Regions from separate parts of the Homo sapiens genome. Here region 2 is linked to region 1. A link is a loop called in an ENCODE intact Hi-C map of the cell type or tissue named here. Cell type or tissue: B cell. All regions are shown on one strand. Each heading gives the region's core, and the rest is flanking DNA. Links, peaks and the distances in the headings are about the cores only. Region 1 holds the start of HPRT1 (hypoxanthine phosphoribosyltransferase 1). Region 2 overlaps PHF6 (PHD finger protein 6).

What was found. Hi-C counts contacts between places; a loop is a spot of excess contacts. Peaks named below come from ENCODE experiments on the same cell type or tissue, not always from the same donor. Only the 100,000 strongest peaks of a DNase experiment are listed, where the experiment ranks them.
Region 2: a loop joins it to region 1, with 4 times the contacts of the local background. A loop is called at or near these places in 8 of 110 quality-filtered maps.

The regions. Positions count from the first base shown.
Region 1 is chrX:134,452,142-134,468,400 of GRCh38, reverse strand. It overlaps HPRT1 (hypoxanthine phosphoribosyltransferase 1), which reads right to left and starts at 8,236. Exons shown (of 9, transcript NM_000194.3): 1 at 8,063-8,236. The coding sequence starts at 8,089. RefSeq lists silencers at 7,965-8,144, 8,245-8,364. In B cell, for the core only: no CTCF peak of the experiment used is centred there; a DNase peak (open chromatin) is centred at 8,180; H3K4me3 peaks cover 1,353 bases; H3K27ac peaks cover 560 bases.
Region 2 is chrX:134,379,553-134,393,098 of GRCh38, reverse strand. All of the region lies in intron 3 of PHF6 (PHD finger protein 6), which reads right to left. Among named protein-coding and RNA genes, the nearest start is that of PHF6, 13 kb to the right of the region's middle. RefSeq lists a silencer at 11,394-11,594. In B cell, for the core only: no CTCF peak of the experiment used is centred there; a DNase peak (open chromatin) is centred at 4,198; H3K4me3 peaks cover 413 bases; H3K27ac peaks cover 790 bases.

The sequences.
Region 1 (16,259 bases), core at 4,346-12,345:
TCTCATGATCCGCCCGCCTCAGCCTCCCAAAGTGCTGGGATTACAGGCGTGAGCCACCCCGCCCGGCCATCAAATACTAATTCTTAAATGGTAAGGACCCACTATTCAGAACCTGTATCCTTATCACTAATATGCAAATATTTATTGAATACTTACTATGTCATGCATACTAGAGAGAGTTAGATAAATTTGATACAGCTACCCTCACAGAACTTACAGTGTAATAGATGGCATGACATGTACATGAGTAACTGTGAACAGTGTTAAATTGCTATTTAAAAAAAAAGACGGCTGGGCGCTGTGGCTCATGCCTGTAATCCCAGCACTTTGGGAGGCCAAGGCAAGTTGATCGCTCGAGGTCAAGAGTTCGAGACCAGCCTGGCCAACGTGGTAAAACCCCGTCTCTACTAAAAATACAAAAAAAAAATTAGCCAGGCATGGTGGCACAGGCCTGTAATCCCAGCTACTAGGGAGGCTGAGACATGGAGAACTGCTTGAATCCAGGAGGCAGAGGTTACAGTGAGCCGAGATCATACCACTACACTCCAGCCTGAGTGACAGAGCGAGACTCCGTCTAAAAAAAAAAAAAAAAAAAAAGATACAGGTTAAGTGTTATGGTAGTTGAAGAGAGAACTCAAACTCTGTCTCAGAAGCCTCACTTGCATGTGGACCACTGATATGAAATAATATAAATAGGTATAATTCAATAAATAGGAACTTCAGTTTTAATCATCCCAAACACCAAAACTTCCTATCAAACAGGTCCAATAAACTCAATCTCTATAAGAGCTAGACAGAAATCTACTTGGTGGCCTATAATCTTATTAGCCCTTACTTGTCCCATCTGATATTAATTAACCCCATCTAATATGGATTAGTTAACAATCCAGTGGCTGCTTTGACAGGAACAGTTGGAGAGAGTTGGGGATTGCAACATATTCAATTATACAAAAATGCATTCAGCATCTACCTTGATTAAGGCAGTGTGCAACAGAATTTGCAGGAGAGTAAAAGAATGATTATAAATTTACAACCCTTAAAGAGCTTATAGCTGGGCGTGGTGGCTCATGCCTGTAAATCCCAGCACTTTGGGAGGCTGAGGCGGGTGGATCACCTGAGGCCAGAAGTTCAAGACCAGCCTAGCCAACATGGCGAAACCCTGTCTCTACAAAAAATACAAAAATTAGCCGGGTGTGGTGGCACGTGCCTGTAGTCCCAGTTACTTGGGAGGCCGAGGCAGGAGAATCGCTTGAACCTAGGAGGTGGAGGCTGCAGTGAGCCGAGATTGTGCCACTGCACTCCACTTCAGCCTGGGCGACAAGAGCAAGACTCCGTCACAAAAAAAAAAAAAAAAAAAAAGCTTAAAATCTAGTGGGAAAGGCATATATACATACAACTAACTGTATAGCATAATAAAGCTCATAATCTGTAACAAAATCTAATTCGACAAGCCCAGAAACTTGTGATTTACCAAAAACAGTTATATATACACAAAAAGTAAACCTAGAACCCAAAGTTACCCAGCACCAATGATTCTCTCCCTAAGCAGTATCAAGTTTAAAGCAGTGATTACATTCTACTGCCTAGATTGTAAACTGAGTAAAGGAGACCAGCACCTTTCTGCTACTGAACTAGCACAGCCGTGTAAACCAACAAGGCAATGGCAGTGCCCAACTTTCTGTATGAATATAAGTTACATCTGTTTTATTATTTGTGACTTGGTGTTGCATGTGGTTATTATCAACACCTTCTGAAAGAACAACTACCTGCTCAGGCTGCCATAACAAAATACCACAGACTGAGTGACTTAACAGAAACTTATTTCTCACAGTTTTGGAGGCTGGGAAGTCCAAAATTAAGGTACCTGCAAGGTAGGTTTCAATCTCAGGCCTCTTCTTTGGCTTGAAGGTCTTCTAACTGTGTGCTCACATGACCTCTTCTAACAAGCTCTCTGGTGTCTCTTTTTTTTTTTTTTTCTTTTTTGAGACAGAGTCTCACTCTGTCACCCAGGCTGGAGTACAGTGGCACAATCTGGGCTCACTGCAACCTCCAACTCCCGGGTTCAAGTGATTCTCATGCCTCACCCTCCCGAGTAGCTTGGATGACAGGAGCCCGCTACCACACCCAGCTAATTTTTGTATTTTTAGTAGAGATGGTGTTTCACTACATTGGCCAGGCTGGTCTCAAACTCCTGACCTCGTGATCCACCCACCTTGGCCTCCCAAAGTGCTGGGATTACAGGTGTGAGCCACTGCGCCCGTCCTGGTGTCTTTTCATATAAGGGCACTAATCCAATCAGACCTGGGCCCAACCCTCCCGACTTCTTCTAACTGTAATTACCTTCCAAAGGCCCTGTCTCCAAATACCATCACACTGGGGGTTAGGACTTCAAAAAAGGTATGGGGGGGGTGTGGGAGGACATAAATGCTCAGTCCATAACAAGCACCCAACATAAAAATGGCTAGAACAGATCACAAAAAAAAGGTCCTGTATGGCTTTGGGGAAGGGCTCAACCCCAAAATATCTGAGAGCTCTGGAGGGGCCTAGAAGTGGTAAATGAATGAAAACGTGGTTACTCTCCAGATCTGCCTTTCCCAAATATGGCCATTCTTGGCTGAATCAGAAATCAAAGGACAGGTTATTAATTACTAGCTCTAAGTTACTTACCATTTGCTGAGACAGTTCAGAAATCTGACTGCATCTCCTCAGAGATCTAGAACACAGTTCTCAAATTCTAACTTACTTGTGATATACTTGTGAATGATAAAAATCGCTACAGGTACTTTTATTAATCTGAAAGAGTATTGAGAAATTACCTTTCATTCTGACTTTTGTCTGGAATGAAAATCAATACTTTTGCTATAATCGATTACTGAAATAATTTTACTTTCCAGTAAAACTGGCATTATAATTTTTTTTAATTTTTAAAACTTCATAATTTTTTGCCAGACTGACCCATGTAAACATACAAATTACTAATAATTATGCACGTCACATCTGTAATAATGGCCTTCATGTAAACATTTTTGTGGTTTACACATAAAATCTCTAATTACAAAGCTATATTATCTAAAATTACAGTAAGCAAGAAAATTAATCCAAGCTAAGACAATACTTGCAACATCAATTCATCATCTGTGACAAGGACTGCTTAAGTCTCTTTGTGGTTAAAAAGGAAAAAAAAAAAAAAGACATGTTGGCCAGATGCGGTGGCTCACACCTGTAATCCCAGCACTTTGGGAGGCTGAGGTGGGCGGATCACCCCTGGCCTGCCCAACATGGTGAAACCCCGTCTCTACTAAAAACACAAAAATTAGCTGGGCGTGGTGGCGGGCGCCTGTAATTCCAGCTACTCGGGAGGCTGAGGCAGGAGAATTGCTAGAACCCAGGAGGCAGAGATTGCAGTGAGCTGAGATTGCACCATTGCACTACAGTCTGGGCAACAAAAGTGAAACTCCATCTTAAAAAAAAAAAGACAATGTTCGTGGGTCCAAACAAGACTTAATGGAAGTGAGTCTAAAAATGAGCTATGTGGGCCAGGCGTAGTGGCTCCCACCTGTAATCCCAGCACTTTGGGAGGCCGAAGCAGGCAGATCATGAGGTCAGGAGATGGAGACCATCCTGGCCAACACGGTGAAATCCTGTCTCTACAAAAATTAGCTGGGCGTGGTGGTGCCTGCCTGTAATCCCAGCTACTCAGAAGGCTCAGGCAGGAGAATCGCTTGAACCAGGGAGTCGGTGGCTAGAGTGAGCCGAGATTGCATCACTGCACTCCTGCCTGGTGACAGAGCAAGACTCCATCTCAAAAAAAACAAACAAAAATAAAAGATAAAAATGAGCTATGTGAATTAAAAGAGGTATAACAATAGATAAACCATATTTTATTTAATTCCTAGTAATGAGTAATATTTCCAAACTTCTGGAATGGGCAGAAATTGCTAGTTGGCATATTTTTACCTTTTATATTCAGATACATTAAAATTCTCAAAAAAAAACACCTCAAAGCAGATGATCCGCCATCTCCTTGGATAATTTGTGTTAACTCAGGATAACAGAAAACCAAAATTATGAGTTACTGATGCAATATTCCTAAATGTAAAAATAATTAAAGCTAATAGTAGATTCATCTTCCAATTTCATATCAGTCTTACAAATAAACTACATATATAACTTGCTTGCCTTCCCTTCTGAGGGATAAAGCTGTTAGAAGAATTAAAATCAGCATTCTTGACTATTCAACCAAGGGAGGGATAAATTATTACTCATTCTAGGGACATGGGCTCATAACTACTACATGTGTAAGGACATGAATTTACCCAATATTACAATTTTTCCTTTTATTAGTGTGTACAGTGGAAGAATAGACATGTTCACTCTGGACAAAAAAAAAATTATACTTATCAGTTATCAGAAGCACAATGCTGAAGACAGTAGTTCCATAACAATTTGAAGTATGTGATCGAACTAGTAGATTATCTTAGTAGTAGTGAATTATTGTAAATGTTAGTAATTTGGCAGCCACTGGGCAGAAAAATAAGAATTGAGGCTCAATATTGATATTAATGGTGGTGATTGACACATAAATTTTATCAAGTCTACACAATATAAAATTACAGAAAGGTAGAAGAGTATACCAGTACAACTTCAACATATCTTCACTACAAGGGAGTAAAATGACATGGCCTAGTTACTATCTAATGAACTGCAGAAAACTAAAAGAAAACTCCAAGGCAACTCTTCTCTGCTGATCTGGTTGGTCCTTTTCCTACCTTTTGCAATACCCAGATACAAACAATGGATAGAAAACAAAGTAGACTTGTAGTATGCAGGTCACAGTGCTAAATTCACAGAAAGAAACCCCTGAACTGAACTGCTCTATTTCCTGGTGGTCACAAAGAGTAATTCTGGTTTACACCTACAGATTGATGTCAATCTACACCCTGTTGATAACAGTGTGGCCAAGGACAAAAAAAAGGTGCTCCGTTTTACCAATTCTGTAAAAAATTATTGGCAGGGTAAGCTCGGCTAGGGCAGGATTACATTTCTAGGACTACCATCCCCGAAATTTAGAAGATATTATATCCACATAAAGCATATCTTTCACATTAATTTGCAAAAATCTAAAAGCTTTTTCTTAGCTCAAGTGTGTCCAAGTTTACCCTGGCAGTTTAAAACGATAGTTACAAGCAGCATGGGTTGTATCAGACACATTTGAGGGCCAATTTCATGTAAGTGATATTGGGCAAGTTACTTCAACTATCTGTGCCTCCAAGGTCATACTAGTGTTTATTTACCTAAAGGGTACCTGTTATGTAACTTTAGGGTGTTTACATTAGATAATGCCTGCAAAATATTTACTTCAACGCCTAAAACATAGTTAAGTATTCAATAAATACCTACTATTGTCACTACTAACTTAAAAGTTTAGAGATTAAGAGCAGAATCTGGGGTGAGACAAACTTAGGTTCAAATCCTAGTATTGTTGGGTAATCTTGGGCAAGTTACTTAACCTCTCTGATTTGTGTAATTTAAAAAATTAGTTAATATACATAACAGGGCTTAGAAGAGTATCTAGCACATAGCACCATTTAAGCATTTGTTATTGCTAACATGCAAACAATTTAAGGGAAAGAAATTTTTTAAAAAGGAAGAGGGATTTGCAAACTAAAAACAATGAGTATCTTATGTTCAAAGAAAACTAACAAACAGCCAGCTCTAGCAATAATTAAATTCACTATATACTGGGGCAGGCATCACACCCCAAAGCTAAAAGCGTCTACCTAGGCCAGGCACGGTGGCTCATGCCTGTAATCCCAGCACTTTGGGAAGCAGAGGCGGGCAGATCGCTTGAGCTCAGGAGTTCAAGACCAGCCTGGACAACATGGCAAAACACCATCTCTACAAAAAATACAAATATTAGGCCGGGCGCAGTGGCTCACGCCTGTAATCCCAGCACTTTGGGAGGCCAAGGCGGGTGGATCACCTGAGATCAGGAGTTCGAGAGTAGCCTGGCCAACATGGTGAAACCTCGTCTCTATTAAAAATACAAAAAATTAGCCAGGCATGGTGGCAGGCGCCTGTAATCCCAGCTACTCAGGGGGATGAGGTAGGAGAATCGCTTGAACCCGGGAGGCAGAGGTTGCACTGAGCCGAGATCATGCCACTGTACTCCAGCCCGGGCAACAAGAGCGAAACTCCATCTCAAAAAATAAATAAATAAATAAATAAAATAAAGTACAAATATTAGCCAGGGATGGTGGTGCGCACCTGTAGTCCCAGCTACTTGGGAGGCTGAAGTGGGAGAATCCCCTGAGCCTGGGGAGAATCACCCGAGCCCGGGAAGTCGAGGCTGCAGTGAGCAGTGATTGTGCCACTGCACTCCATCCTAGGTGACAGAGTGAGACCCTGTCTCAAAAAAAAGAAATTGGCAGAATTAAGTAAGTTGATGTTTAGAGATGAAAAATCAACATTTTTTCCTCAGCAACTGAATAAAAACAACAGCCACTACCATTTTTTTGAGTACCTATTTGTAGCCTATTTTTTAACTGGTATTACTCGAGAGAGAGAGAGCTAGGTTCGAGACAGAGCTCCTTCTCTTAATAACTGTATGACCTAGGGTATGTCTGTTAGCCTCTCTGAGGCTTCAAAGGTTCCTCATCTGTAAAATGGTAATAATCATACCATTGCTACAGGGCTGTTTTGAAGACTAATTAGGACTATGTAAGTAAACATGATGATGGCTATTATTACTGTTCCCCGCCAGGGGCCATGCAAGGGTTGCTGATTCACATAGACTGTCTTATAATCCTCTCAATAACTCCAAGAGGTAGCCAGCACCTCAGATATACATAAAATGACTTAAGCCCAGAGAGGTGAAGTAAGTTGCCCACAGCCACACAACTAGTAAATAGCCCAAACAAGCTGGATTCCCAGTTAGACTCCGTTAATAGCACTGCTCTTTACCTTAAGTCATTACAATGCCTAATATGAAATAGAATCGCTTCTTTCTTAGGGTTCAAGTGGTTAATTATTTAATGTATTCATTCAACAAACCATCATCGAGGACCTCTTACAAGCCAAGTACTGTGCTAAGTGCTAGAGTTACGGCGGTGATTCCTGCCCTTAAAAAGTTTTAGTGGGAGAAACAACAGGTAACCAGGTCATTGCCAAAACAACAAAAATAATCATAATAAAGCAGGCTAAAGCATATTTAACTGGCCGGGGTTTTGACTATTTTAGCAAGCATGATCAGAACGGTTGAGGAGGGAGGCCAGCAGCTTGGCCGGTTCAACAAACAAGAAAAAACCAGTGAGGGTGGAGCTAAGATACCAGAGGCTGATTACGGTTAAGAATGTTCTTGAAGGTAAGGACCAGATTCTCATTTTCTATATCCTGGGGCATCGGTCAGCATGGAATCTGGATTCTAGCACATGTGAATTTCGGCTTGAAATGACCTAATGCCTTTTCCCTAGTTCCTTCGTGTGTCAAATACGCATGGTTACCGCTACCAGAGCTGTAGTGGGGCTTCAATGAGGCCATGAGCATCTCCATAAAGATGAACTACAGTGTGTGCAAAACTAAAGGCAAAACCTGGTCCCCACACGCCCTCCCAGGTGGTCGCTTTCCGTGCCGAGGCCCCTCCAGAGGTGCCCCGAGAACCTCACCATCGCACCCCAAACTTCCAGGGAAGGGCCTCTCCCGAGAAAGCCCCCACGCCCCCACCCCGCGCCATCATTCCCGAATCTGCCCTCGGCCCCTCCCCGCAGCACGCTCGCAGGCGGCACATGTCAACCAAAACGCCATTTCCACCTTCTCTTCCCACACGCAGTCCTCTTTTCCCAGGGCTCCCCCGAGGAGGGACCCACCCCAAACCCCGCCATTCCGTCCTCCCTGCCGCCCTCGCGTGACGTAAAGCCGAACCCGGGAAACTGGCCGCCCCCGCCTGCGGGGTTCCCTGGGCCCGGCCGCCCGAGCCCGCACTGCGGATCCCGCGCCTCAGGGCCCGGCCGCCACCTGCCGCGTGGGCCTGAACCGGCCAGGGCCGGCAGGCCGAGCTGCTCACCACGACGCCAGGGCTGCGGGTCGCCATAACGGAGCCGGCCGGCGCGCGGGCTGACTGCTCAGGAGGAGGAAGCCGGTGGCGGAGCAGAGGAGGAGGCGGAGGCGCAGCAAGAGGCGGCGCCGCGCGGGAAAGCCGAGAGGTTCGCCTGAGGGCTCGTCGCAGCCGCCTGAAGCTGAGGAGAAGCAGGCCCCGCCCTCTGCCCGCCCCGCCACGCCCCGCAGGCCCCGCCCCCGGCCCCGCCCGCGCGCCTACGCCGGCGCCTACCAGTTTGCAGGCTCACTAGGTAGCCGTGGGAATTTTCTCCCAGAAGAAGCCGAGGCTCCCCCAGCGAAGCCCCTTTCCCTCCCAACTCAGTCTCCTATTCAGAGGGCTCCCTGATTCCCAAACCTACCGGCGCGCGTTGCTTCATGGCGGCCGTAAACCGGGCCCCGGCTCTTCGGGTTCCAGTCATCGCGTGAATCCTTGGACCAGACGTCCCATTCCCAAGACCTTGCACTACCTGTGGCTTCCATTTTCCTGACTCTTGGCCCAGTGCTTCCCCAAACCCTTAACTGGTTGTAACAGTTGAGACCTAGAGTCCTAGAGTCACCCAGATCAGGGTACACATCTGAGAGGACACTTAACTGCTCTGTAGTTTTGTACAAATCAGACTCTGAGCCTCTATTTTTGCCTCACTAAAATGAGCATATTAGCCCGGCGCGGTGGCTCATGCCTGTAATCCCAGCACTTTGGGAGGCCGAGGCAGGTGGATCACTCAAGGTCAGGAGTACGAGACCAGCCTGGCCAACATGGCGAAACCCCATCTCTACTAAAAATACAAAAATTAGCTGGGCGTGGAGGCGGGCGCCTGTAATCCCAGCTAGTCCGGAGGCTGAGGCAGGAGAATCACTTGAACCCGGGAGGCGGAGGTCGCACTGAGCTGAGATCGCACCACTGCACTTCAGCCTCCGCGACAGAATGAGACTCCGTCTCAAAAATAAATAAAAATAAAAATAAATAAAAATTTAAAAATAAAATGAGCATATTAACAATACATAAACAGGATCATTTTGAGTATTAGAGGAGTATAGGTATGCGTGTGTGTATGTATATATATATGCACTTAGGACAGTACAGTCAGCAAATGGGAACTACTGTTATTACTACTGATCTTTATTTTTGCCCACACAAGTTCTTATATTGAATCTGAAAACAAAAATATGTTCCCCTGCTAATTAATTCTCAGATAGGTCAGGTAAGCAAGCAACAGTTGCTCCAGCAACACCATTTCTTATATACTCAACCCTATAGCTCCAGCATCCACCACAGTGCCCAGCACATAGTTGGTGGCCTCCCTCTTATTAAGGACGCTGAGGGGTATGTGATGGCAGGAGATTTGTAAAACTAGGCAAGTCATTGAGCTTCTCTGGACCTCAGTCTCTTCATCTAAAAAATGAGAATAATAAACCTGGGTAACATGGTGAGACTCAGTCTCTACAAAAATGAAAAATTATCTGGGCCTGGTGGCCATGTGCCTGTAGCCCCAGCTACTTGGGAGGCTGAGGTGGGAGGATGGCTTGAGCCCAGGAGGTCCAGGCTGCAGTGAGCCAAGACTGTGCCACTGCACTCCAGCCTGGGCAACAGAGAAATATCCTGTCTCAAGAAAAAAGAAAAAGAGAGAGAGAGAGAATAATAACTACTGCCATGAAGAGTTTTACGAGAATTCTAAAAATCATTTATGTAAAGTACCTCATATAGTATTTGCCACATAATAGGTGCTCAAGAAACAGTAGCTGTTATAATTTTAGCATGTATGAATTTGTGAAGTCCATACTTCCCTACTTTCCCTGTCTTCCCTCTTTATCCTGGAGAGGCAGCAGGCTGTAATGGAAAAGGGATGTATGGGCTTTGGACTGAGTTCAAATCCTGGGTTCCCCACTATTATAGCATTTTGACTTTGGGCAAGATCCTTGGTCCCTGCGTGCTTGGTTTCTTATACGTCAAATGAGGTTAATATCTCTGTCACAGAGTGTGGTGAAGATTAAACAAAATAATATATGCAAAAGTGCCTAGCATAGAGCTTGGCTCAATACATGATGATACCAATGTTACGTGTTCCATAATAATTTTGCCTTAAACAGTTCACTTTCTTCTAGCCTCTAAGACTTTTTTTTTTTTTTTTGAGACAGAGTCTCGCTCTGCTGCTCTGCTGGAGTGCAGTTGAATGATCTCAGCTCACTGCAACCTCTGCCTCCCGGGTTCAAGCAATTCTCCTGCCTCAGCTTCCCGAGTAGCTGGGACTACAGGCGTGTGACACCAGACCTGGCTAATGTTTGTATTTTTAGTAGAAAATGGGGTTTCACCATGTTGGCCAGGCTGGTCTTGAACTCCTGACCCCAGGTGATCCGCCCATTTTGGCTTCCCAAAGTGGTGAGATTACAGATGTGAGCCACCACGCCCAGCCTGCCTCTAAGACTTCTTATCCATTCCCCTGTTGATGGACATTTGGGCAGTTTCCAGGTTTGGGCTATTAGAAATAATGCTACTATGAACATTTTGTACATATCTTTTGGTGAATATATGAATGCATTTCTATTTGGCATAGAACTTGAAATTCATATTAGAACATTTTCATTACTTATCCTTTTAACAAACATTGTGTTCTATCAGGAAGTTAATTCAGAGAACTTCCGGTTATATATTCGTCCCCTGACACATGTGGTCTCAGCTACTCAAATTTGTTTCTAAATTAGGTACCCAACAATTCAGAATCCTTCCAGCTTGCCTCTGGCTTGCAGTTCCTTTCTCCAAATCCTGCAGTACCAGATACTCCTGTATTTTAATAGTGGATTTGAAACAAATAATGATAGCCAGATGATTGTAAAAACAAAGAAACAGTACTGTTCTTTCAATCTTGTCATTCTGTGTGACAATTTGGACTTTTTATTTGTATTTAAAATGGAAAACAGCAAACACTGCAATCTGCAAGATGTAAGACTTTTTCTTGGTAAGTGAAAATCTGGTTCACATATGAAATGGTTTACTGAATTTCCACATTATATTTAAAGTGGAAATGTATTCTTCTAAAATATTGTTTTCCCACTACAGACAAAAGCAAGAAAATAATTATTCCTAATTATTATATGATTATTATTGAAAATGATTTTGTCATAGAGGTGAAAAATGTTAAAAAATTATCTACTCTGGACGTCCTATATGCTAGGTATGTCACTGTTCTTTACTGGAATATCTGCATGCAGGAAGAAATAAGGAAAGCATGAGTGTAACCTAAGATTCCTCTTCCCGATGCCTTTCCAGAAACAATTTTTTTTTTTTTGAGATGGAGTCTTGCTCTGTCACCCAGGCTGGAGTCCAGCGGTGTGATCTCAGCTCACTGCAACCTCTGCCTTCCAGGTTCAAGCAATTCTCCTTTCTCAGCCTCCCGAATAGCTGGGACTACAGTTGCACGCCACCACACCCGGCTAATTTTTGTATCTTTAATAGAGACAGGGTTTCACCATATTGATCAGGCTGGTCTCGAACTCCTGACCTCAGGTGATCCGCCTGCCTCGGCCTCCCAAAGTGGTGGGATTACAGGCATGAACCACTGCACCCAGCCAGAAACAATTTTGTAATCGACTTGTTTGAACACAATTATGAATTATTTGTGCGCCACAACCAAGTCCAACTGTATTTCTTCTCTAGAAATTTCTTTATTAAGAAGTCTGTTTTTAACCATGGTGCTGTGCTCCGCCAAAATTTGTATTTCTATGAAAAACAATCATCACAAAAATATTTATACTAAATGTTTACTTTTTCAATGAGTTGATAATGGTTTTCTCAATAATGCCAGATGTTTCACTTTCATCAGAATAACTTTCCATAAGCTTTACTTTTTTTTTTTTTTTTTTTTTGATACGGAGTCTCGCTCTGTCACCCAGGCTGGAGTGCAGTGGCGCGATCTCGGCTCACTGCAAGCTCTGCCTCCCGGGTTCACGCCATTCTCCTACCTCAGCCTCCCGAGTAGCTGGGACTACAGGCACCTGCCACCACGCCTGGCTAATTTTTTTTGTATTTTTTAGTAGAGACGGGGTTTCACCGTGTTAGCCAGAATGGTCTCGATCTCCTGACCTTAGGTGATCTGCCCGCCTCGGCCTCCCAAAATGCTGGGATTACAGACATGAGCCACCGTGCCCGGCCTCCATAAACTTTACTTTTATTCCATAAATGGGGTGTAAAATTGAACCATAATTGGAATTAACTAACATGATGGTTAATTTCTTTCTTTTTCTTTTTTTTTGAGACAAAGTCTTGCCCTGTGACCCAGGCTGGAGTGCAATGGCGCGATCTGGGCTCACTGCAACCTCCACCTCCCGGGTTCAAGCAATTCTCCTGCCTTAGCCTCCTGAGTAGCTGGAATTACAGGTGTGTGCCACCACGTCGGGCTAATTTTTGTATTTTTAGTAGAGATGGGGTTTCACCATGTTGGCCAGGCCGGTCTGAAACTCCTGACCTCGTGATCTGCCTGCCTCAGTCTCCCAAAGCGCTGGGATTACAGGCGTGAGCCACCGTGCCTGGCCATGATGGTTAGTTTTATGTGTCAACTTGGCCCATATATTTGGTCAAACATTCTTCTGGATGTTTCTGTGAAGGTGTTTTTTGTATGAGATTAATATTTAAATCGGTGGGTTTTGAGAAAGCATATTACCCTCCATAATGTGAGTGGGCCTCATCAGCTAAAGGCCTTAATAGAACAAACACTGACCTCCCCTGATCAAGAAGGCATTCTCCAGCACATTGCCTTTGGATTGGAACTGCAACTCCTCCCTGAGTCTTCAGACCGCAGGCCTACACCTTCAGATTTTGGACTCAACAAGCCTCCACAATTGCGTGAGCCAATTCCTTAAAATAAATGAATCTCTCCCAACCTCGCATATAGACATATAGATAGATCGAGATAGATCCAGGTACATCCTGTTGCTTCTGTTTTTGTGGAGAACCCCGACTAATACAACTGATTTTCTATTGGAACCATCTAAAGATATCAACATTAAACTGGCATCATTTAACTGTGAAGTTCTGCTAATAGAGCTACGCATTACAAGTAGTGCTTCACTTTTCATCATGTACAAGGCAACATAAAATGGAAAATGAGCCAATGAATTTTGATCTAAATAAGTCATTTGATCTAAACAAAAGTCCTTCACAGAGCAGTATGTAAATACCTCTCTGCAGCTGTACCTCTTTGGCCACAGTCTTAAAATAACTACAAACCGGCCTGGCGCGGTGGCTCACGCCTGAAATCCCAGCACTTTGGGAGGCCAAGGCAGGTGAATCACGAGGTCAGGAGTTCGAAACCAGCCTGGCCAACATGGCGAAACCCTGACTCTAACTAAAAATACAAAAAATTAGCTGGGCGTGGTGGCGGGCGCCTGTAATCCCAGGTACTTGGGAAGCTGGGGCAGGAGAATTGCTTGAACCCGGGAGGCAGAGGTTGCAGTGAGCCGGGATTGCGCCACTGCACTCCAGCCTGGGCGACAGTGCGAGACTCTGTCTCAAAAAACAAAACAAACAAAAAAAACCGACAAACTTTTGAGGTAGATACTGATGCTTTCTCTGCAGATTTATGTCTTCTGATTTTCATGTGGTCAGTGACATCATTGTGCCCTGTGAGTGGCTGATAAATGCGGACAAATGATTTATGCATGTTATACATTTATCATCAACTTTCTTGAGAAAGAGATTCAGTATTTACTTTTTCATTAATTATGCACTTTAGTTTTTGAACTTATATGCTGGAAAAGTTGTTTCCAAAATTTAAAAAAGCATTATCAAACAATAAAATAGGCCAGGCACAGTGGCTCACACCTGTAATCCCAGTGTTGGGAGGCCAAGGCAGTAGGATCGCTTGAGGCCAAGAGTTCAAGACCAGCCTGGGCAACAATGTGATACTCTGTTTCTAGAAAAAAAAATTATTATAAACGTGAGTTGGGCCAGGTGTGGTGGCTCACTCCTATAATCCCAGCACTTTGGGAGGCCGAGGTGGGTGGATCATCTGAGGTCAGGAGTTTGAGACCAGCCTGGCCAACATGGTGAAACCCCATCTCTACTAAAAATATGAAAATTAACTGGGCGTGGTGGCGGGCACCTGTAATCTCAGCTACTCAGGAGGCTGAGACAGGAGAATAACTTGAACCCAGGAGGCAGAGGTTGCAGTGAGTCGAGATGATACCATTGCACTCCAGCCTGGGTGGAGAGTGAAACCCCATCTCAGAAAAAAAAATAAAAATAAAAAAATAAAAACATGAGTTGTAGATACACATTGTATAATGAATAACTGTTATACCAAAAGTATTCAGACTACTCGATATATGTTCTATGGCAGGACTCCTCTGCCTTTATTTCCGGAATATATTTTACATACATGTAAATGTATAATTTCCTGCATCCACTGACTTACCAACTGGTGGCCTGGCAGCTTCCTGTATCTTGCAGGCTTTGGCATGGGGACAGCTGGCTGGTACACCACATATTCAGCAAGGCGCACAATGGTGAATACTCCTCTCACTTCCCACCTGGGAATAAAATGAGTTCGTTGTCCCTAACCCCTAGTGCCTGATTGCACTTGCTTTGTTATCAGTGAACGCCCTACATGCTATCCTTGAGCGGGAGGTGTTAGTTATATTGTATTTGGAAAAGATTAGAGAAAGGGAGAAGGGTTATCACTGGTTGTCTTTTAGGTTTAACCCTGTGTTAAAGTGAGAACTTGGTTCTCTGTATATGCATCTCACAAACTAGTAGATGAGACCAAGGCAGAAGTTGGAATTAAAAAGTTGTGGTCCTAGGCTGGGCAAGGTGGCTCACCCCTGTAATCCCAACACTTTGGGAGGCTGTGGTGAGAGGATCGTTTGAGGCCAGGAATTCCAGACCAGAGTGGGCAACATGGCGAGACCTTGTCTCTACAAAAAAATAAAAAAAATAGCCATGCATGGTGGTGCGTGCCTGTAGTCTTAGCTGCTTGGGAGGTTGAGGTGGGAGGATCGCTTGAGCCCAGGAATTCTAGGTTACAGTGATTGCACCACTGCACTCTAGCTTGGGTGATAGAGCGAGACGCTGTCTCTAAAAATAAAAATATGGTGGCCCAACAGACTCATCCTGGCTTATTTAAATGCAACTATTAATACTTAAACTTTGTTAGAAAATGAAGTTTGGGACAAATGCTAAATTAGACAAAATGTTAGAATAACATGTAAACTGGGACTGTCTCAGGGAAACTAGAATGTATAGCCTCCTACAGTGGTATAAGGTATGGGGACGCTTTCCAGTGCTGCTCATGGCAGCCCTTAAACTGTAGTATCCTAATCTCTGACTGCGATTTGCTTCCTCTCCGGTTCTCTCTAGCCACCCTAATTGTGCTTCAGATTCATGGAGATCTCCAATTCTACGGTCTCCCACCCTGTTCCTGACTTCCTTTACTTACCAGTTCTGTTTGGATCCCACCTGAATCACTCTCCCTGACTCCTGGAAGCCCTTTGTACCCTATGATTCAGCTCTGCCAAGATGGCTAAGCCACACCCTGGCTCAAAACACACCCCATTTTCTCTGTCCATATACTAGGCTGCTGAGTACTGCTGGAGAAAACCCCACAACCATGGAGACTGGTACAGATTCATGGGCTCAGATCTCAACTTGGCTCTAAACACCCCTCCACGGTCCTGTATAAATCCTCGGTCAGCTCCCTTTGTTATTCCCACCAGTAACGTTCTGAATAGTCTAAGGCCATACCTCCCTGAAGGAAAAAAAAAAGGTTAAAAAAGGCAAAAATGTTTTGAGACAGGGTCTTGCTCTGTTACCTAGGCTGGAGTCCAGTGGGCATAATGATAGCTCACTTCACTGCAGCCTTGACATCCTGGGCTCAAGTGATCCTGCTTAGCCTGGCTAATTTTTTTTTTTAGAGACAGGGTCTTGCTATGTTGCCCAGGCTGGTCTTGTACTCCTGGCCTCAATGGATCCTCCCACCTTGGCCTCCCAGTGTGTTGGGATTACCAGGTGTGAATCACCATGCCTGGACCAAACCATGACCTTCCCTCCCTCCCTCCCTTCTTGCCTTCCTTCCTTCCTTCTTTCCTCCCTCCCTCCCTCTTTCCTTTCTTCCCTCTCTCCCTCCCTTTTTCCTCTTCCTCCCTCCCTCCCCCTCTTCTCTCTCTCTCTCTCTCTC
Region 2 (13,546 bases), core at 23-8,022, 71 kb after region 1:
TTGCTAAGTGCGGTGGCTCATGCCTGTAATCCCAGCACTTTGGGAGGCAGAGGCAGGCAGATCACAAGGTCAGGAGTTTGAGACCAGCCTGGCCAATATGGTGAAACCCCATCTCTACTAAAAATACAAAAAAATTAGCTGGGGTGTGGTGGCGCATGCCTCTAATCCCAGCTACTTGGGAGGCTGAAGCATAACTGCTTGAACCCAGGAGGTGGGGGCTGCAGTGAGCCAAGATCGTGCCACTGCACTCCAGCCTGGGCAACAGAGCGAGACTCCGTCTAAAAAAAAAAAAAAAAATCCACTTAATTAATGAGACTCTGTGGGAAAAATATCTCACATAACTTACTATTTGAGAACCTAGTAAAATCCATTTAAAGCGAGGGAAGGAGACAAGGTGAAAGAATTAGGTAGTTTTTTTAATACCTTGAGCTCTGAGACTATTTTGTGATGTCAAGTTGATTATATTATGAAAATATGCACAGTATTTCAATTTAATCTATGTCACTTACCTCTTGCACTATGAATTCAGGCAAACAGATAAAAGAACAGATTCTTTCAATGTATTTTATTATACCTTACCTTTTGAATTTAATGGATAATTCATATTGATTAACTAGCTCATGCTCTACATTTAGGAAAAAAGTTATCTTTAAAAAGTTACATAACAATGACTTTCAGTGGTTTTGATTAACATATCATAATGTACTGTACCAAGTGAACTTTTATAATGAGGCCATTTAACTGTACATGACATGCCAAAATAGATTCACAACAAGCTAAATCTAAAAAACTGTTCATTTGCTTCTTGGTTGCTGGACACCTTGTTCTAAAGTGTTCTCATCCCTCTTTTTATTAATTTGAACATAAAGAACACTTAGCATTCCTAACTTTTGGATTACTCGGCCTCTAAGCAATATTGGTGTACCAAGAGGCTAATATAAATTCCAATAAAATTTCTTACATTTCTCTAAGCAAGTCAAACACTAAAACTCTCATTCAGGCTATCATTTAAAAAATATTCATATGTCAGAAACAGAAACAGTCTCACTACAGCTGTTTCCCAGAAAACATGAGGGCCAGTGCCCATTATTGATACAAGAAATACCCCTTTCTTCCTTAAATAAATACAGAAACTTCAAAGTATTACTGTAAAAAGAAATACTATGCCAAATTATCAAGAAGGCAAAGCTTTTGGATGGCTTATAAATTCTTAAGGAGGTACAGCATTTGAACTGTAGCTTAATTACAAAGTTCTATTATATTAAAGAAATTCTGGAAAACAAAAAAGCACAAAGAAAAATTTTAAATCACTCATACTCACCAAGCAGAGATGCCTCACAGTGTTACAATGCTTAGTGAAACGTAATTCTACACATACTATTTTGCAATCTATTTTTTTAACGCATCAAACATTATCCCACTTCACTAAGAACTTTAGGGAAAGTAGTTTATCTTGAAACTTACATCCAAAACAGGTTTAGATGGGTACATTTTGAAAAAAATATATTAAATTCAATTAGCGAGCAAAACTGAAAAGAGAGGTGCCATTTAAAATACTATATTGAGCTCAACATTGACAAGATACAGTTAAGATGGGCACTGTTGTATACAGCTGGAAATTGGTACATACTCTCTAGAATGCAATTTGCCTTATTCAACAAGGTTTTTAAAAAATTTGTATTCTCTAAGCCAGTAATTTTACTCTATAAACCTAGTCTAAAAAATAATCACACTCAAGCAATTAATGCACAAGCACATTCATTGTAGAATTATTTAGAACAGTCTAAAATGTAAAACCACCTATCAACAATTGAAAAATATTTAGGTCCGGGTACAGCAGCTCACGCCTGTAATCCCAGCACTTTGGGAGGCTGAGACGGGCGCATCACCTGAGGTCAGGAGTTCAAGACCAGCCTGACCAACATGGAGAAACACCATCTCAACTAAAAATACAAAACTAGCCAGGTGTGGTGGCACATGCCTGTAATCCCAGCTACTCGGGAGGCTGAGGCAGGAGAATCACTTGAACCTGGGAGGTAAAGGTTGCGGTGAGCTGAGATTGTACCATTGCACTCCAGCCTGGGCAAAAAGAGTGAAACTCCATCACAAAAAAAAAAAAAAGAAAAAAAAAAGAAAAAAAGAAAAAGAAAAATGTTTAAATAAATTATAGTATACACATATGAGAGAATGTTCTACAGCCACTCTTTTCAAAGAAATTGGAATGGCTCAGGAAGATCTATGTGTAATGTTAAGTTAAAAAAAATGAGGCAGGATACAAAACTATGTGAATTATGAACCCAACTATGTTTATAACATAGATTCTTTAAAACAGGTGCAAGTAAAAACAGCAAAATGCTAAGTGGCTATCTCTGGGTGGCTGGTTTTCTTCATAATGCCCTGTATTTTGATTTTTCTACAATGGGCAAAAGTACTTTTATATGCAAAAATATTATTTAAAAAACAAATTAGGAAAACTCTAGTAAATGCTTTCAATACCCGTCTCTCAGTCTGGTGAGAATAAGATGGGAACCAAAAACCCAAAATATACCAAAATAGTTTTTGGCTGGTTATAAATTTAAATCTGCCCAAAGTAACTGGTTTTAAGCTGCTATGGTGAAATACATGCATTTTGCAAATAACCAGTTAACTACAGCAACTCAGGACAGATAATTTTTTTAAAGCTTACTTTATTTTTATAGTCAGTTTCACTCAAGAAAGACAAGAAAGAGGAAGACATACCAATAAAAAATATTTTCGGAGTGGAAACTTCTTTACAAGGTTAGGAGTTGGAATTTTGCTAAATTAGAATTCCCAGGACCTATTTTATGCAGCATTCACATACAAGCAGTCAAATTTCTGGCAAGGTACTAACAAAATAGCAAAAATTATCCATAATAAAGCCAAAATACAATGTTTACATTTGCTTGCTTACCTATGAATACAAAAAGGGAAAATTATCTTAGTCTACCATGCTATATTCCAACCTCTAAAATAATCCTTTTTCTCTAAACTCCTATGGGACTCAAGATATATACTGTTCATTTTGGCTCTTATCATTTTACTCCATTATATGGCTGATTATAAATACATAAATTTTATCAATCAATTCATTCTAGACAGAATTTTTTTTTGAAGAGTAACACTGTGCCTTACAAAGTACTGTTCAGTAAGTATGTCATTGCAAACATACTCTATTATTGAAGATCTTAATCTTATGGCATATTTTTTCTCATTCATGTTTCTAATACCTGCAGATTTAACATAATTATCTTCAGCTACTTCTAAAAATATTTAAACATTCTGATCTAGGACTGGGAATGGTGAAATTGGGGAGATCAATCCAGTTGGAGGAGCACAGAATGAACGTGGCAAGAATGTTTCAGGGAAAAGATTAGCCCCGCTAGAAACAAGGTTGAAAACTAAGATGAGATAAAAAGAAAAATTAAAGAAGCTGAGAAACCAGATAGGTGGCTAGTCCAGCTTAAAAAATGTTATAGGAAATAAAAATAAAACAAAGAGGCCTTCCCTAGAAAAAGGTGAAATAACTGGAAAATGGGGACCCCTCTACCACAAGGCACCTGGTTGGTTATACCCTAATAATGGCTCCAGTATCTCCCTTTACACAAAACATTTGCTCTCCAATTTACCACAGTCCCTACTGGGCCTTCAGCAGAATGACTGTCAGCTGCCATGTACCATCATGCTTGCACAGTATCCATGGCTCCCTCAAACGTGGGAAAATGAAAGTTAACCTGACAGAAACATGTTTTTCAAAAACAATGGAAGACCTCTCCCCAACTCCCCGCAAAAAAGGCCTGCCCCATGTATCAGATATTCTGTTGAGGGCTAATTTCCTGCCTCCAACATAGGCATACATGTTAATTCTCAGCTTATCCTGCTTGTATCCTGATTTCAAGTTCTTGATTTAGATAGAGGTGAAAACTTCTTCATTAATAATAATTTTTCTCTCACTCCCCTATTCAGTTTGCTACCTAGTCGACCTAGTAAACCTTAATAATTAATTAACAGCTTCAAATTAGGGATACTGGAAAAAGAGGTCCTGTCTTATTACAGATATTTGCATGGCGTCTCTATCGTATTGTTAGAAGCTACACTAACTTAAGGTTAAATTGTGCAACATAAGCAGAGTCTCAAGGAGCTGACCCACTGATGAAAGAGGAACTAAGTCATGCATGAGAGGAGACACAAGGAACTAAATGGACTGAGACTTAGCTAATGTCGGGTAGGAGCCAGAGGCTGGGGCATACCTGCTCCTCAGTCAACTTAACTAGGACAGGACTGAAATTCAGTTTGCAAAAAGAAGTCTTAAAGAGCAAAAGGAAAAATATTGCTTTCTCAGTAACTATAGGGGAGTAAAATGAAAATGAGATTGCCAACTTCTACGACAAGGCTCTTGGGGAAAAGCTGGAACCTAATGGTCAGATAGAGCCATAGGGAACTGATGGAGGAAAGGCTGTCTGCAACTTAGCTTTGTCCAGCTTCATTGTCCTATATCTAATATGTCTGTCAGTAACTGACTATCAGTGTATAGATACACATTCTCACAGCCAAGCAGTTAACTGTTCTAAAGAAACCTGCTCCCAGAAAACTGCTACAAATGCACAGACAAGGCAAAGAAGGGTACAAAAAGAGGTCACGTTCTTGAGCCTGTAGGCAAAGAAAAAAAAATGCCAAAAGCTCTTGGAGTAGGGAACGCTGTACTGAGGATATTTGCACAGGAGATACGAGCCAAAAACAAAGTGAAAGCAGCTTACTTTACGCAGGTGCTTGGCTTTTTGTTTTAATAACAGGTAATACTACCTCCAATAAAAACTAGAAAGTGACAGTACAGTTAGGGGCAAGTTTTCAGAGATGCCCCAAAAATGCTCCTTAACTCCAGCTTCATTGCTTTATTTATAGTAATACCTCACATATCCAAATAACTAGACAACAGAGTGGCTCTGAATTATCTGGTTAACTGCTGTTTTAGTTTTTATTTGTTAAATTTATGTGTTAAAAATTCCTTAAAAAGTGCCACTTCATGGGAGGGTGGAATACGAACTCATAACTGTTTCTGTTTGATCCTTTAGTTACTATTTTTTAAAAATACAGCATTTTGAAGGAGGTCTCATAAGAACACAAACTAAACACTACTTTTAAGGTTTAAATGGAAAGCCAGAAAACAGTGAAATCTGAAAGCTGTCAGTCACTGAAAAGTGACAAGTTGCTTGAAAAACAGATTAGGACCTTAAATTCCAGGTGCTTCTAAAAAATAGGGCCACTGAAAAGTACTCATTAAATTTTTACTAGATTTAACAGACTAAATCTAAGTAGTTACTGAATAGATTATTTCAGATGTCTTGGAAATTGGAGGGAAATGAACTAAGCCTTAACCTCATCTCCTGACCTTGCTCAGAATATCACATACTCCAACTCTATCTGACTTTCTGCATCATGATTGATGAGGAATATAAATTATCTTATTGGAGTTTCTGAAGTTTCTTTTTGTGTATCTGAAAGATTCAGACAGACATTTTCTGAGCTCAGATTTTTATGTCCAAGCTTTTCTCGTGTATGGGTTTTTCCAGCTGAGGGTACTCTAAACTGCTATGCCGCTTGCTATATTTAGTCTGTGAAGAACACCTCATCCACACCTATGCTCAAATAAGTACCAAGACAGCCCCCAACACCAAGAATACATTTTGTTTATATTATTGGTTTTGGATCTCCTCCATTAGCAAAAATAAATGAGGATTTTATAATGAAATTAATTGACAGTATTCCCAGTTACCAAAAAGTATTAAATGGAGGCAAATAAAAAAATTATGCATTAAAAAAATGTATTCAGTAATAGCCAAAGACCCAATTTCCTCCATCATTACACTTCCAAGTTTCTCTTTGACCTTACATTCATTCTCCTTTATCACCTCAAAAGTAAAGTTCATTTTAATATAAATGACTGGTAAAATATCTGCATACATTAAAATTAATCTGCATGCCATAACTGGAGCTTTTAAAAAAAATCACATTTATATGAATACATTCACAATGCATGTACGCTTAGCTACACAGATGACAATGAGGCCACTGAATAAATCTTCAGGAAGAAAAGTTACCTCTTTTCCTCCCTACAGAAGGCATCCTGTGGGCCTAATCCACGGGATTTACAAACTTTGTTTTATTTACAAAAAAACTTTTTGTAAATAAAAAGTTTAATTAAAACACAGCCATGCTCATTTCTTTGTGTATTGTCTGTGATTTCAACTGAGACCACATAGCTTACAAAACCTTAAATATTGTCTGGTCCTTTACAGAAAGTTTGCCAACCCCTGACACAAGGCAATGGTCCATAACCAGGGTTGTTCATCAAAAATCACCTGGGAGGCCAGGCACGGTGGCTCACGCCTGTAATCCCAGCACTTTGGGAGGCCGAGGCGGGTGGATCACAAGGTCAGGAGATCGAGACCATCCTGGCCAACATGGTGAAACTCCCAACCCCGTCTGTACTAAAAATACAAAAATTAGCTGGGCGTGGTGGCGTGTGCCTGTAATCCCAGCTACTCGGGAGGCTGAGGCAGGAGAATCGCTTGAACCAGGGAGACGGAGGTTGCAGTGAGCCAAGATCACACAACTGCACTCCAGCCTGGCGACAGAGTGAGACTCAGTCTAAAAAAAAAAAAAAAATCATCTGGGAACCTTTTTCAAAAGATTGTGCCTGCAACCCAACCCTCACCCCTGCCCCTTTTCTGATTTAGTAGAGTTGGTTAGGTACCTCTGCTCTAACGATTTAGTAGCACCAATAGTCATCCAGAATCTTCAGCTTCTGTGATTGCAGAAAGCAAAGTGGCAGCATTCTATACAATGTGGGTATTCCATTTTGCCCCTACTGAACGCTAAGTAAGTCACACAATCTACTATAAATAGCACTGGCATTTAATACTTATTTAATATTTTTTGACCACTTCTTCCTCCTTGAAATTGTTTGTCTTTGACTTCCATAGCATCACTCTCCTGGTGGAACACATTTCAACTCTCGTTTTCTATGGAGCCTTCTGACTTCTCATAATTAATTGTGATCCTCTTTCCCAGCTCTCCTGTGCCATTCTTTAAATACTTCTAAGGTTAAACCATATTTATTCATGTTTACATTCAAAGTACCTAGCATTGTGCTGGTAGAAAGTGGGCACTAAAGTATTTGATAAACAGTTGAATTCTAAACTCTATACTATATGGGGCCTTGACAAATATAATACCTAAGGAAACAACAAACACAAAACCATACTGAGGGAGTGAAGGCTGAAGAAACATGAAAACTCTCATGTTTGAGGCATACACAGCTCTCTACTCTCTGGAAAAAAAATAACCAACGTCATTTTTCCCTCTAAATTACTCTCCTCCCTTTTCAAACTGCTCAAGTTGTAAACAACACTAAAATACTAATTAACCAAAAGAGAGGAATTTTGTGCTACGCCATGACTTCCCTGTTCAATTTATACCTAGCCTGTTATTAAGGCTTCACACTATTATCCAGCTGAAGCCCTTTCCATCTTCAAAGTCCACCAACAATGAGCACCCACTTATTTATTAGAACACTATTGAGTACAAAGAAGACATCAAGCACCATATTAAGAGTTTTCTATGCATTATCCCCACATCATGCTAGGCTGGGCAAAGAGAATACAGTCTTACTCTCCCAGAGTCAACAATACAGTGGAGAAAAAAGGCTTGCACATGTGTATCAAATACAACGCATATTGTGTTATGCTATATGACAGAAATGAAGTGTGAAGTTTGAGCTGGATCTCAAAAACAGACAGAACTTTTGAGAGGCAGCTAGGAGGAAAAAAGAGCCGCAAGCAGAGGTGAACATCAGTACAGGCACCGCAGCGGGGACAGAGACAGGATGCTTGGAAAACCTAGAGGAGAGAGAATGAGATAAGGATGGAAAAAGTGGGTTAAGACAAGACTTCTGAATGGCAGGCTGAGGCCTCTGGACATTATATTGTATGCAGTAAGAAATCATGAAAGGTTTCCAGTTAGGGAGTGGCATTAGCTTTTAAAAGCAGAGATCAAGTAACTACCAGTAGTATGTTGGAAGGGTGGGAGGAGCAAGACTGGACATAGGGTAGCATTAAGAAAGAAAAGGCAGGCTGGGCGCAGTGGCTCACGCCTGTAATCCCAGCACTTTGGGAGGCCAAGGCGGGCGGATCATGAGGTCAGGAGATCAAGACCATCCTGGCTAACACGGTGAAACCGCGTCTCTACTAAAAATACAAAAAATTAGCCAGGAGCGGTGGTGGGCGCCTGTAGTCCCAGCTACTCGGGAGGCTGAGGCAGGAGAATGGTGTGAACCCAGGAGGCAGAGCTTGAAGTGAGCCGAGATCGTGCCACTGTACTCCAGCCTGGGCGACAGAGCAAGACTCCGTCTCAAAAAAAAAAGAAAAAGAAAGAAAGAAAGAAAGAAGAAAAGGCAGAGATATCCCACAAATAGAATTGACGTGACTGATATGGAAGAAGGAAGAGTTGATGGTAAAGGATTCAGAAGAAGAATCAGGTTTCAGGGAGTGGGCGTGGTGGGCGGGGTGGTAATGAATACTGGTTTAAGACAGGTTGAGTTTAAGATGCCTGCAGGACATCTATGTAGAGTAGACAAATATGCTGCCATTATTATACTTCATTCTCCACAGTGACTATTGTATATCACCTGTCTCCTGAAAAATCCTGCTTTTACCCTTCCCCATCCCTTCCTATCTGAGTTGAAATTCTTCTCTAATGTTGGAAGACCCTGCAATCATCCCACCTTACTCAACTGGAATGGGTCTCAAAGACCTATTCTGGTATGGCTAACCTATTAATATTTCCTAGACTCATTCCATTTTTTTAACCTTACCAGCTCTAGGAAGCAGTCTGAACTATCTCAATAGGTAAGACTCCTCCCAGACAGAAGACACCCTGTTTCTTTAAAATGCTAAGTACTCCAGTGGTACTGAGTAAATAACAAAGTGAAGACTATGTGGAAATGGTCTTTTTATTTTCAGAGGCTAAAAAGTATCTGGAGGGTAATAATCACAATATTCTTACATAGGATGTGTATAGGGTTTTTGTCCTAAAAATTAACAAGATATTACTATTTAACAGAACATATTAATAGGAGTCTGATTATGTCCTAAATTCAGTACTATTTCCATCTTTATTAGAAAACTGCTAAGCTGTAATCCTTATGTTTCTTTAAAAGTGATTTTGGAGTGGGTAGCTTAAAAGATAGTCTAGCGTAACCTGGTGATTAGGAGTTCTGGCTTGGGAGTCAACTGACCCTGGATTCAAATCCCAGCTCTGCCACTTACTAGCTACAGTCAGGTTACTTAACTCATCTGAGCCTCAATTTCCTCACATGTAAGATGAGAATACTTCTCTATCTCACAACATGATTATCAGCATTAAAAAGGATCATATAATTAAAAAACTTAGCATAGTCCCTAGCACATGTTAAGTGTCTAACAAATGTTAGCTATTTCTATTTCTACTACTAGAAAAAGCAGGAAAACTGTTCAGAGGATTTCATAAGACATGAGTAAAATTTAGTGTGAAAAAAGGGAACGTTTAGGAGTGACCTGAGGACAGTCATCAAGTATATGAAGGGTTTTTTAATAATAAAAAAAAACTCAAATATTTATTTAATGGAAGGAGACAGATCTAAAATGGCTTTAAATTAAGAGAAATACTTAATTTATACAGAAGGATGAATTTCTCAACTCTGAAGAGTGTTATATATTACTGGTCTTGTTTCAGGTTACTTGGGTAGAATTACAATTTCTTGATATATTTAAAAACAGGGCAAAAAAAAATTTTTTTTTTTGAGACAGGACCTCACTTTATCACCCAGGCTAGATGGATACAGTGGCACAATCATAGCTCACCACAGCCTCGAACTCCTGAGCTTACACAATCCTCCCACCTCAGCCTCTTGAGTAGCTAGGTCTACAGGAACATGCCACATTTCAAAATTTTTAAATTTTTTTGTAGAGATAGGGGTCTCACTTTGTTGTCCAGGCTGGTCTTCAACTCCTGGCCTCAAGCAATCCTCCCAGTCGGCCTCCCAAAGCACTAGGATTACACGTGTCAGCCAATCCTTAGGCCAAAAATCTTATCTTGAGTGGCTTGTAGGAAATCTTGCATAGGGGTAAGACAGGTGAACTAAATGGCCTTCTGAACTCTTTCTCTTCTTGTAATCTGTGATATAATCTGACACCGGTACCAATTAGAATAATAGCTATCTGCAGAGGCAGGCGGATCACCTGAGGTCAGGAGTTTGAGACCTGCCTGGCCAACGTGGTAAACCCTGTCTCTACTAAAAATACAAAAAATTAGCTGGGCGTGGTGGTGGGCGCCTATAATTGCAGCCAATGGGGAGGCTGAGGCAGGGGAATTGCTTGAACCTGGGAGGCGGAGTTGCAGTGAGCCGAGATCATGTCACTGCAATCCAGCCTAGGCAACAAGAGGGAAACTCCATCTTAAAAAAAAAAAAAAAAAAAGAAGAATAGCTATCCAATGTAGATAGTAGATACCCTTAGTAATCTCACCAGCTAGCTTCATCCAGAAACGGTAAATTCTTCAAATATCCTTCTTTCAAGTATCTCCTTAAATTCAAAAAAGCAGTGCTAACTCATAATTTTACTTGGAAATTTGCATTTCTTGGCTAGATGACTGGAGTTAAGTAAGAATAGATGGTACAGATGTGGTATCTCCATATGGCTTCAGTAGAAACTGGAAATCATACTGGAAAAATATATATCTGTCTAAACTGCAAAAACAGGGCATCAAATCATAAAAGCCTTAGTACTCTGGCAAATTTTTCCTGGTCCATCTTGGTGCTATATAATTAAAGACCGTGTAAAGGAGATGAAAATGTTCATGCAGAATGGCTTTCCTCCTTTGATCCTTGTGGCTGACATGAACCTTGGAAAATTGCCTGTGGCAGCAAGAACATAAAAACCAAACACTCACACCTCCTGCTCTACTGAGCCCTCTCATCCTCAACTCTGACCCACCTGGCTGTTGATACGTACACTTTAACCTCAAGCCCTAGCCTCCTTATCTCTCTGTTCTTTTCTTTGGGGCAAGCGAGCAACTTTGGAGTCAACACCAGGTACAGATTGAAATTTGTCTTGAAAGCACTCAGGGTTCAGTACTCCAGTTTTCGATGATTTTGAATGAGTGTTCATGACCTACTTTTCACCTAGAAATCCAGATGAACAGGAGCCAAAGCAAACAGGCTCACGGGATAAAATGCCTTAAAAAGTCAATTAGGGGCCAGGCATGGTGGTGCACGCCTGTAATCCCAGCACTTTGGGAGGCCGAGGCTGGTAGATCACCTGAGGTCAGGAGTTCGCGACCAGCCTAACATGGTGAAACCCCGTCTCTACTAAATACAAAAAAATTAGCTGGGCATGGTGGCACATGCCTGTAATCTGACCTACTTGGGAGGCTGAGACAGGAAAATCGCTTGTACCTAGGAGGCGGAGGTTGCAGTGAGCCGAGATCGCGCCATTGCACTCCAGCCTGGGCAACAAGAGCGAAACTCCATCTCAAAAAAAAAAAAAAAATGTCAATTAGGGAAGCTGATTACCTAGTTTATATGCAGTTTATCTAGTTACATTAAGCTCTTCACTCTTTTTCCCCCCTCCTATTTGATTCATAGCCCTTTTATTGCTTAGACAAATTGACACAGGGAATAGTAGAGAATCAAACTTAAATCTAGAATTTTGGTTACCTGATAGCACATCATGTAAAAATGATATAATGAAAGAAGCAAAACTGAAGGCTAAAAGGAGTTTCAAAAATTATTTCAAACCTAAACGTATGTTACATTCCTATCCCCTATATAAGTTGTTTAAACTGACATTCTAAGGGAAGGAAACGGAGCAAAAGTTCTTCCCTTCTGCCACTATTCCTCAGTGCTCACACCTGGAATCCCCGCACTTTGGGAGGCCGAGGCGGACAGACGGTCTCAAGTGAGGAATTCAAGACCAGCCTGGCCAATGTGGCAAAACCCTGTCTCTACTAAAAATAAAAAAAAAATTAAAAATTAGCCAGGCATGGTGGCACACACCTGTAGTCCCAGCTACTCGGGAGGCTGAGGCAGGAGAATTGCTTGAACCCAGTGGAGGCTGCAGTGAGCCGAGATCGCACCACTGCACTCCAGCCTGGGCAACAGAGCAAGACTCCATCTCAAAAACAAAAACAAACAAAAACAATAAGTGGTGGCTACTATTTATCAAGTCCTAACCATGTGCCCAGCACCACCTTAAATCCTATATACTTCCTCTTTTAATTCTGGCAATAATTCTGGGAGGCAAGTACTGTCATTATCTAACCCCTTTTGCAGGTGAGGAAAACATGGCCTGGAGAAGTAAATAACTTAATCAGGATCACCTAGCTAGTAAATGACAGAGCTGGGATTCAAACTCAAGTCTGTCACTAAAGCTTGTGTTCTCAATTCCCAGTATTGTTCCATTCCCTAGATCAAGGAACAAATTTCGTTATTTGTAACACACTACATTTGGGGAAAAAATTATCTCCCTACACTATAACACTAAAAATTAATCAAAACAATTTATAATAGTAAAACTCATACAAAGTTCTGATGCTTTAACGAATAGGTCCAAGGCCGGGCGCGGTGGCTCACACCTGTAATCCCAGAACTTTGGGAGGCCGAGGCAGGTAGGTCACGAGGTCAGGAGATTGAGACCAAGGTGAAACCCCGTCTCTACTAAAAATACAAAAAATTAGCCAGGCACAGTGATGGGCGCCTGTAGTCCCAGCTACTTGGGAGGCTGAGGCAGGAGAATGGTGTGAACCTGGGAGGTGGAGCTTGCAGTGAGCCGAGATCACGCCACTGCACTCCAGCCTGGGCGACAGAGCGAGACTCTGTCAAAAAAAAAAAAAAAAAGGTCCAAATAAATTAAATCTCCACTGAACTTCGCAATATTGACAGATGTATGCTGTTGCTTCATGTAGTGTAACACTAGGCATTGCATTTGTTAATAATGTTTCAACATTAGGGACCAAAACTGCTTTTGTTCTGACTATACAAGCTGTGTCAAGTGACAAAATGCTAACAAGTCAGGATACAGAAATATTTTCCAGGGATAGTCATAATGTCAAGCAATAAATAAAGGGGTAATAAGGTTTACAGCACAATCACTTTCAAGTAAGTATCATTCTTTTTTATATCTGCATTTATTTTAAGGACTAGGAAATAAAAACATAGTGCTATGGTTCTCAGAAATCAGCACAGTAACGTGAAGAAACCTAAAACCACCAAATAAAATCCACATTTGAAAAACAGGGCTTTCTAGGCTGGGCGTGGTGGCTCACACCTGTAATCCCAGCACTTTGGGAGGCCAAACTGGGCAAATCACCTGAGGTCTGGAGTTCAAGACCAGCCTGACCAACATGGTGAAACACCGTGTCTACTAAAAATACAAAATTCGCCAGACATGGTGGCGCATGCCTGTAATCCCAGCTACTTGGGAGGCTGAGGCAG